2 separate regions of the Homo sapiens genome follow, and region 1 is linked to region 2. A link is a loop called in an ENCODE intact Hi-C map of the cell type or tissue named here. Cell type or tissue: breast epithelium. All regions are shown on one strand. Links, peaks and the distances in the headings refer to the core of each region. The heading gives the core; the rest is flanking DNA.

Evidence for each region. Hi-C counts contacts between places; a loop is a spot of excess contacts. Peaks named below come from ENCODE experiments on the same cell type or tissue, not always from the same donor. Only the 100,000 strongest peaks of a DNase experiment are listed, where the experiment ranks them.
Region 1: it touches region 2 in a loop (29-fold over the local background); 12 of 110 quality-filtered maps call a loop at or near these places.

What each region holds. Positions count from the first base shown.
Region 1 is chr10:118,767,018-118,772,239 of GRCh38, forward strand. No RefSeq gene overlaps it. Among named protein-coding and RNA genes, the nearest start is that of CACUL1, 15 kb to the left of the region's middle. In breast epithelium, for the core only: no CTCF peak of the experiment used is centred there; a DNase peak (open chromatin) is centred at 2,540; H3K27ac peaks cover 2,381 bases.
Region 2 is chr10:118,349,906-118,355,127 of GRCh38, forward strand. No RefSeq gene overlaps it. Among named protein-coding and RNA genes, the nearest start is that of LINC00867, 4.6 kb to the right of the region's middle. In breast epithelium, for the core only: no CTCF peak of the experiment used is centred there; no DNase peak of the experiment used is centred there.

The sequences.
Region 1 (5,222 bases), core at 459-4,458, 420 kb after region 2:
CCAGCTACTCGGGAAGCTGAGGCAGGAGAATCGCTTGAACCCGGGAGGCAGAGGTTGCAATGAGCCGAGATTGCGCCATTGCACTCCAGGCTGGGCAACAAGAGGGAAAGTTCATCTCAGGAAAAAAAAAAAAAAAAAAAAAAACTCAGAGGTGTATTAAAAGTCATTGCTTGTACTTTGGGTGATGAAACAACATCGAGTGGTCCAGGGTGTCCAATCCCAATGGAGTCTTAGAGGAAGAGGGTACCTGGGCCTAACACAGTTTAGCTGTGGCCTGCAAGGGAGGCCCTTCCTGGCACTGAAATGTAGGACTGGATCTCCACTGTCAGCCATCACTGCCAGGTGCCATAGGCAGATCTGATGTTGGCAGCTGTGAGCAACAAGACACCTGGTTATTCGATCTTGGCACCAACACTCTCAATGGATTAACCCTGGGTAGAGGCCAGGGTGCCTTTTGAAGGCCACAGTAATCATCCAGGAGGAGTTGGTATCTATCTTGTCATATTTAAGAGGCAGCAGATACAAATGAGTCTCCACTTCACTTGTTTCACACACAGTCAGCTCTTTCATACATCATACCTCAAATTGCCTTTCATACTCTAAACCCAAACATCAGCTTTGGCACGGGGGTGCCTGCTGCTAGTCCACAGGTCAGTTTTGGCAGCAATCCTTTACGTATCTGGTCAATATTATATGTTTATAAAAATTGCATGTTTTGCCTCATTACTTCATAAAAATGAGTAGAAAATGGAAAACTGGATGATCTGATACCAGTGATTAAGAAAAAAAGCTATAAAGTTAATCCAATTTAGACACAGATAGAAACCATTAGGAGGAGGCAAGCAGGCATTCTAATCTCTATCCATCATTCATGGGACTTCAGCCAGTCATTCACGTGTTTAATTGCAACGTAAAGAACAAAATTAAGTTCAAAAGGCAACAAAGTACTATCAAGGACTGTTGGAAAGGACAATTGTAATTGAGGATTTTATAATATTTTTAGCTTTATGAGAACCGTTCAGTTGTCCCAACATTTTGAGAGGCATGTTTTGTAAGGAAACAGAGGCCTTCCTGTGCAGTCATCAGAGATTCAGTATCTCCGAGGTGAGAGTTTAAGCATCATCCTCAAGGTTTGAAAATGGGAAGGTCATTGACGTGGTTGTATAATTCTAAGTCAGGGAAGGCATCTGATAGCTGTTGTAAAGCGACTGGGTGCCTGGCCCATACCAGGGGCTTTTTCATCCGGCCTGGGCTGCCTTTCCTCTAGACTAGAACTCCCCTTAAAACCAGTGCTGAGGAGCCTGAGGGTGAGGATGGCCACAGCATTATACAGCTTTTCCATGTGGAAAAGAGCACCATGCCTAATAACACAGTCATGTGTTACTTAATGATGGTAATGCATTCTGAGAAAGGGGTTGTTAGGCAATTTTGTTGTTGTGGGAACATCATAGAGTATACAAACCTCAACAGCACAGCCTACTACACACCTAGGTTATATGGCATAGCCTGTTGCTCCCAGGCAACAAACCTGTACAGCACGTGACTGTACTGAGTACTGTAGGCAACTGGAACATGTTGTGGATCTAAACATACCTAAACATTGAAAAGGTACAGCCAAAAAATATGGTATAAAAGATAAAAATGGTATACTTGCATAGGGCACTTACCACGAATGGAGCTTACAGGGCTGGAAGTTGCTCTGGGTGAGTCAGTGAGTGAGTGGTGAGTGACTGTGAAGGCCTAGGACACTGCTGTGCACTACTGTAGACTTTACAAACACAGTACACTTAACACTAAATTTATTTTTAAACATTTCTTTCTCCAATAAGTTAACCTTAGCTTACTTTAACTTTTCTACTTTCTAAGCTTTTTAATTTTTTAACTTTTTGACTCTTTTGTAATAACACTTAGCTTAAAACACACGTTGTCCAGCTATACAAAAATATTTTCTTTCCTTATATCCTATAAGAAAACTTTTTTCTATTTTAAAATTAATTTTTTACTTTTTAAACTTTTTTGTTAAAAACTAAGACACAAACACACATTAGCTGGGCCTACACAGGGTCAGGATCATTAAGACATCACTAGATGACAGGAATTTTTCAGCTCCATTATAATCTTTTGGGACTCCCATCACGCATATGGTCCGTCGCGGACCAAAACATCCTTTATGTGGTGCATGACTATATCAGTAATATTAAGGCTACTACTAACAGTGATATTAATGGCAAACATTCACTGCATGTTAACTGTGTAGGATATAATAAATTCCTCTTCAAAGGGTTTAGCCTGTAAATTGTTAAGTACAATGAGTTCTGAGATCCTCTCCAAGGAACTAATGTATCAGTATGTTCAGCTCCCCTGTTCTTTGTCCTTCATTTTAAAGTTTAACTTCCTCATAGTTTCAGTAAACAACCTTTTCCACCAGTTTTAATCAGTAGTTCACATCTGTTCCCCTGGTCACCTGCTCCGTCCTGACTCATCCTGGTCACCCGCTTTTTTTTTTTTTTTTGAGACAGAGTCTCACTCTGTCGCCCAGGCTGGAGTGCAGTGGCCCCATCTCCGCTCACTGCAAACTCCGCCTCCCGGGTTCACACCATTCTCCTGCCTCAGCCTCCCAGGTAGCTAGGACTACAGGCGCCCGCTACCACGCCCAGCTAATTTTTTGTATTTTTAGTAGAGACGGGGTTTCACCATGTTAGCCAGGATCGCCTCCATCTCCTGACCTCGTGATCCACCTGCCTCGGCCTCCCAAAGTGTTGGGATTACAGGCGTGAGCCACTGTGCCCAGCCTGGTCACCTGCTTTCACCTGAGTCACCCTTGGTCACCTGCTCTGACCTAAGTCACCTTTAGTTACCTGTTCCCTAACCGTCTTTCCCGCTGAAGCTACTCACCCCATCACTCAGACTTGTACCCCTACTGTCTTTAAAATAGCCAATCGGAATTAGCTTAGACTGTGTGGTCCAACCCTAGCCAAGAGGGGAACGACACAGCAGTAGGGGCTACCTGCGTCAGGAATAAGAACCCCTTCCCCTACCTCGTTCAGGCATGCTCTCACCATTGCTCCATCCGCAAGTCGCACCCTTCTGTAGAAGTAAAAATTGCCTTGCTAAGAAAATTAAATTTATGTTTCAGTGCTATTTCTTTGGTGGCACCAAAAATTTATTTCTAACAACTGCATGCAAGACACTGCGCTAAGCATTTTCTATGGATTATCTTATTTAATCCTCACTAGAACCCTGTGAGGTAGAGTTTTTACAGCTGAGGAAGCTGAGGCTAAGAGAGCATAAGGAAATCCCACAGTGAGAGGTAGGAGGAGCTGGAATGTAAGTAGGTGTCCCCCGCACTCCATTCTGGAGGTGTCCACAGATGGCCCAGAGGGATGCACATGCCCTGGAGAAACGAAGATGGCTGGCCAGCAGGAGGATGGTCAGTTCCAGAGCCAGCCTGGGTAATAGGACAAGAGCATTTAGGTCAGACAGATAACACTTACCTCTGAGAACTGCTGGGAGAGTTCCCTCAGGTGCTGAGGGCCTGTCTCCTTCTTCCTGATACCCTCTTTCCAAGAGGCACCTCTCTCAATATTCCCCAGAGACAATGGAGGTGGGTGTGGGAGGGCTTGGCCACTCCCTAGCCATTTGTACTTTTCTCTTCTTCCCATCAGCTAACCTCCTTCTTCATCTTTAAAAGGTCTTCTCTTTCTCCTCTTTTTACCATCCTTTTTCCCCACCTAACTATGCCTTATACTGCCAACACTACCTAAAAGCAATGCTAAAGCTTATCCCTGTAAACCGAAAATAAAATTCTAAGCCCCACAACCAAATTGAATGGACCCGTCCTCTCAGCCAAGGGGATTTCAAAGAAACCTGAAAAACTAGTTCAGGCCATGATGGGAGGAGGGCGTTGAACATGCCTCATTATACTCTCCTCCCTTTGGCATATCGGGCACAACTGACCAGCATTAACATTAAAACAGAGATCTGAAGACAGTCAGAACAGACTGTAGCAATAAGATACTGAATCCCCACCTGACTCTAGTACAGCATCACATGACAGCAGGCCCTGAAAAAATTCAAAGTATTTTACCCCAATATATATTTATTTGACATAATCTGATATGGCCTGGCAAATATCTCTTTTGTGGGAAAAATTTACTGTCTATAGAGAATCCCCTTCCTTTTTCAGGTCTTCTTCTGATCCCGAAAAGACTGGCTGAGAGGCCAGCACCTTTTGAGGGTCTGAATAGGAAACACTTGCCATCTATTCCCTCTAAGGGCTGCCACCTATGAGACTTCATCTACATAATAAGAACCTTGATGTCCACAACCATTTATCTTAACCCAGACACTACTTTCTATTGATTCCAAGTCTTTAGATAATAGCATACCTCTCTCAAGCCAATCAGAAAATCTTTGAATCCACCTGTAAGCCCCCAACTTTGAGTTGTCCCACCTTTCTGGGCAGAACCAATGTGTACCTTACATGTATTGATTGATGATGTCTTATGTCTCCCTAAAAGGTATAAAACAAAGCTATAACCCAACCGCTTTGGACACAGGTTCTCAGGACCTCTAAGACTGTGTTATGAGTCATGGTCCTTACACCTCGCTCAGAATAAATCTCTTCAAATATTTTACAGAGTTTGGCTTCTTTGCCAATAGCCCTATGAAACATAGAGATGGCAGATATCTGATGGAGAGTCAAGAAGCAATTATTTGCAGCTGGATTTCTCTGATTATATTGCAGACTTGGGCTTGGCTCACCCAGACCTGCTGAGGATGTGGCCACACTAGTTCCAGGTGTGGACAGTTGGCAGCCTAGCAACAGCTACTCCCTGTCCCTATGGCCTCTGTGGATTTGCTGGCAGGCATCAGGCAACCATGATCTCCAGGAAAGATTCTACAAGATGAATCTTGATTTGCTCAAGCCAATCACGGTGATTCCTTAGGCAGAGTGATTGACTTAAGAACAGGTCTGTGCTGCAATCATGGCCAAAGAGTCATGAGAAGTCTACCAGAAGCTGAAGGGATACAAGAAGGAATGTTCTCTTCTTGGGGGGACGGGAAAGCTTGGGGCTGCAGGAACCATCATACAACCAGTCAGCGACTAGCGTGAGGATAGAAGCCAACATGCCAAAGTTGGCAGAGCAGGAAGATGGAATGAGTCCAGGTCCTTAAGGACATTATGAATGCAGATTAACCAACCCTGGAACTCTCTTATC
Region 2 (5,222 bases), core at 464-4,463:
AAATTTTAGAATTAGCTTGTCAGTTTCTACAAAAATATACTGCTAATATTTTGATTGGGGCTGCATTAAACCTATAGATCAATTTGGAGAGAACTGATATCTTAACATTATTGAGTCTTCTAATCCATGAAGTTTACCTCTAGATTTATTTAGGTCTTCTTTAATTTCTCTCATGAATATTTTGGGGTTTCAAGCATATAATCATGCACATATTTTATATTTAAAACTATTTCTTGGCTTTTATGCTATAAATTGTTATAAACTGTGTTGGAACTGTTTTTAATTTCAATTTCCAACTTTTCATTGCTATTATATACAAATAATTTTTAAATTTTTATTATGCATTTTTTGTTGTTGCATGGATTGTTCTGCAAACCTGAGTTAGTGCAAGTTGCTGGTGCTGTTCAGGTTTAGTATTTCCTTATTGATCTTCTGCCAACTTGTTCAATTGATTACTGAGACAGGAATGTTGAATTATCAAACTGTTATTATGGGTATGTCTATTTCTTCTCTCATTTATATCAGGTTTGCTTCTGGTATTTGAAGCTATGTTTTTAGGTGCCCATATATATAGGGGTTTTATGACATCTTTGTGAATTGACCTTTTTGTTACTATGTAATAGTCATCTTTATTCTTGGTAATATTCCTTATTCTGAAGTCTATTTTGTTTTATATCTAGATAGCCACTCTAGGTTTTAAAAAAATTGTATTTGCATGGCATATCTGTATCCATTATTTTATTCTTAATGTATATATGATATACATTTAAAGTGTACTTCTTGGCCAGGCATGGTGGCTCATGCCTGTAATCCCAACACTTTGGGAAGCTGAAGCAGGTGTAATGCTTGAGCTCAGCAGTTCGAGACCAGCCTGGGCAACACAGTGAGACCCTGTTTCTTTAAAAAAAAAAAAAAAAAAGTGCAAAAATTAGCCAGACCCAGCTACTTGGGAGGCTGAGGTGGGACTATCACTTGACCCCAGGAGGTTGAGGCTGCAGTGAGCCAAGATCCATGCCTCTGCACTCACATCTGGGCAACAGAGCAAGACTCTCTTTCAAAAAAAAAAAAACTGTATTTCTTATGGATAATACATACTTGGGTCTTGCTTTTTTGTCCTGTCAATCTCTTTAAATTGTTGTAGCTGGAGCATTTATATTTGATGTAATTATTGGTGTAGTCATTTAAATCTACCACCTTTCTAGATATTTTCTATTTATTCCATTTCTTCTTTGTTCCTTCTTCCTGTGCTTTTCCCAGGTGAGTCAGTGCTCCCATATCATTGCTCCCTGAAGGAGCTTGTCATTTCTTAGATTTATAGCTATTTGTTTGCCCTGTGAACTTAGTGTTCTGGGTTCAAGGAAAGTTATACTTTTGTCATTTATATGACACTTTCTTATTTTTAGGAAGGTATTAATGCTGTTTGTAGCTTTCTATGTCTTTGGTAGAAGTGGAACTCATCTTTATTCTTGAAGGCTATTTTTCTGGATATAGAATTCTGGGTAGATAGGTTTTTCATTTATTATTTTAAAACTGTTGTTCCATTGTCTTTTAGCCTCTGTTATTTCTGATGCAACCTTTGAGGTCCTTCAAATTATTATTCCCGGATATGGAATGTGTCATTTTTCTCTGGCTGCTTGGAAGACTGTCTTTTTATCTTTAGTTTTCAACAGTTTGACTGTAGTTTTTCTAAATATGCTGTTTATGTTTTAAATATTTTGCTTGAAATTCACTGAACTTCTTAAACTACAAAATTTATATCTTTAGCTAAAATTGAGGAATTTTCAGCCATTATTTCTTCTAGTCCATTCTCTCATTACTTTTCTCCAATATTAGATATTTTAGTATTTGTTTACAGGACTCTGAGGCTCTGATCATTTTTTAAAATAGGCCAGGCATGGTGGCTCATACCTGTAATCTCAGCGCTTTGAGAGGCCAACGCAGGAGGGTCACTTGAGCCCAGGAGTCTGCAACCAGCCTGGGCAACATAGTGAGACCCCATCTCTATTTAGAAAAAAACTATGTGTTAAAAAAGTTTTCCCTCTGTTCTTCAGAGTATATTATTTTTATTGGTCTATCTTCAAGTTCTCTGATTCTTTCTTTTATCATATCCATTCTGCATCTAAGCCATCCAGTGAATTTTTTATTTTACATATTTTATTTTTCTGTTTTAGAATTTCTATTAATTTCCTTTTTATAGTTTATGTCTCCCAACTAAGGTTTTCTATCTTTTCATTATTATATTTTCATTTCAGTCCTGAAGCATAATTATTTTTTAAATTCTTATCTTTTGATTACAACCTTGGTGTCATCTCAGAATTAGCCTCTGTTGATTTTCTTTTTCTTTAAAGCTGCTTCATGTTTATTTGTATCTTTATATGACAAGTAATTCTGGACTTTATGCTAGAAATTGTGATGGATATGTTGTAGAAACTCTGGATTCTATTATGCTTCTTCAAAGGAATATACATTATATATAAATAAATGTATAATGTATATAAAAATGTATATATTTTATATTATATATATATATATATATATTTTTAAGCAGAGACAGCTAACTAGGTTAAGCCCAAAGTGCAAGATGTGTCTCCCTGGCAATAGGTGGCAGCTCAATAGGTGGCAGTTATTTTAGCCTTAGCTGGGCTTCTTAGAGTCTGCCCTTCACTTGCATAATTCAACGGTCATCCAGAGATTAGTACATAGAAACATAGCTTATATGTAGAACTTAGGCTCACCCTTTCTGCCGCTCTTCTTTTCAAGATTCCAGTTCAGTTTCTAGCAGCTGTTATTGACCCAAACTCTTTCCCCAAGTAAGATTTCTATTCAGTTTCTAACCTTCCTACCCAGCTTTGGCTATGACTTGGTCTCAGGATAAAAGCATGAAAAAAAAAAAAAAAGTTAAACTAATCCCTTGCCTTCTGCTTCTTCTGAGTATCTAACCTCTCCAGTATTTGCCTGCTTTCGTTTCTTCTCCAATGCCTTCAAACAGTTATTTTGCTTCTTTCTAGAGTCTACAGTTATTATGTATGGAAAGGTTGGTAAGACAGAAGCTTATTTGGGAAGTGTGTTTGTAATTCAAACAGGTACATATCTCCTTAAACATCACTTGTGTTTTTCATGGAGTCTTTTCATCCTCGTTGTTGTTGTCGTTGTTAGGGTTTATTCATTTTAGTTTATATTATTTAAGATCAAGGACTGTTACTTTTTATGTTCAGTACCACTTTGACAATTGTATTATCTATCTATAGTGGAAGATGCTGGGAACTTGGTAAATATTTAAATGATGAATAATGAGTAAACTTGGCATAGGTTTTTCTTAGCTATACAGAACATATCCTTGTTGAGAAAAAGTATTCTGTGTAAGAAGACTTAATTAATAATTGCTATTTTTCATTAAAAATTGCCATTAGAACAGAAAAAAACACACTCAGATTTCTTAAAAAACAGAACCTCGCTTCTCTTTTAAAATAAAATTATAATTCCATGTATTTAACATTGACTTAAAATCTACTGGTGTCAAAGCACTTTGGAAAACACTATTTTTGTGTGAAAGGGGAGGATAATTAAAAAAGACAGAAATTCTAAGAACCCTTTTCTGAAAACAAAATTTGTTTAAAAAGACAGATAAGACATGCTCCCTGCCATCCAAGAATCTAAAATCAAGTTGGGGATACAGACAGAAGTAAATAACTTTAATATAAAGCAAAAAAATGTTAAGTGCTATATTGAGAATACAACAAACTATTATGTGAGAAGACATGGACACATAGAGGGAGGAACACACACTGGGGTCTATTGGAGGGTGGAGGGTGGGAGGAGGGAGAGGTTCAGGAAAAATAACTAATGGATACTAGGCTTAATGCCTGGGTGATGAAATAATGTGTACAACAAACCCCCATGGCACAAGTTTATCTATGTAACAAACCTGCACATGTACCCCTGAACTTAAAATAAATGTTAGAATAAAACTATCAACATCACAGTAAATAGAAAGCAATGCAATCAGTTCAGGATTCCAAAGAGTTTTTTGGTAAAGGTAGGATAGATACTGGCCTTAGGAAGAAGTAAAGAGCTTAATAGGTATATATGATAGGAAAATTCATCTTAGAAAAATTTGGAAAATTTTAGGCCATGTTTAGGAAAGAGTAGCATGGTTTAATGATAAGACCTAGGACTTTGAAATCACAAAAATATGTATGGCTATGTTCAACAATCTAAACTTCCCCAAACCTCAGTTTCATCATCAGAAAAATGGGAAAGTTGAGTAGAGTTCAAATTGTGGAGACTCTGAAAAGGCGGGTTAATAGAGGCCCATAGACTGTAGTCAGGGAAGCCTGCTAGTTGGCTATAGCAATAATAAAGTAAAAAGTATTGGCAATAGGACTGAATCCAAAAACAAAAGACTGTGTTTTCTGTTCCAAGCATAGACTGGAAAAAGATGAAAAAGCAGGAAAAAATATAAAGGATTTGGCCATTGATTCTATGGAGAAAGGAAAGAATGAAACTCAGGAAGTTTAATGGAAACAGCTAGAACCGATTTAATGAAACAACTCTGAAACTATTGTAAAGTAGATTATATACTATTATTTTATATGGTATATACACAGGATTCATTTTTTCTGATAGAAAGAGAATTATTTAAAATATATTTTGAAATAATCATAAACCATTTTAACTAGTAATAGGACTTGAAAGATGCTGCAAAAAGAAACAATTTTCAATGTTTGCTAATTTTTTCAATTAAAACTCAAAGACCTTTCTCCATAATTTTGCTTAACAGAATTTTTATATATATATATTTTTTTTTACTTTTCTTGTTCACTGAGGTCTTATTAACATATACTTCATGTTTTCCCATATATTACGTCTGTTTTATAGCAACAATCCACTCATTAACACCTCCTTAGTACTTCATTAAAATGTTTTATCCAAATATACTATTGGATTTTTTAATTTGTTTGTTTTGGATAGTGGGGAAATAGTCACAGAAAGGAAATGATACCTACGGTTCATAAGCCTGGAAACTCTTACTAAATGCAAACAAGCTGACATTCATAGTTAAGTGACTACAAGAAGCAATAGCTTAAAAATCGTGCTGTTGGACTTCAATATATTTATCTTTTGCATTTATTAGCATGAATAATAATTCACTAATGTGTGTCTGCTAGGTACAAAACACCATGCTAAGCATAACATACACATTATCTCACTTAATTTTCATG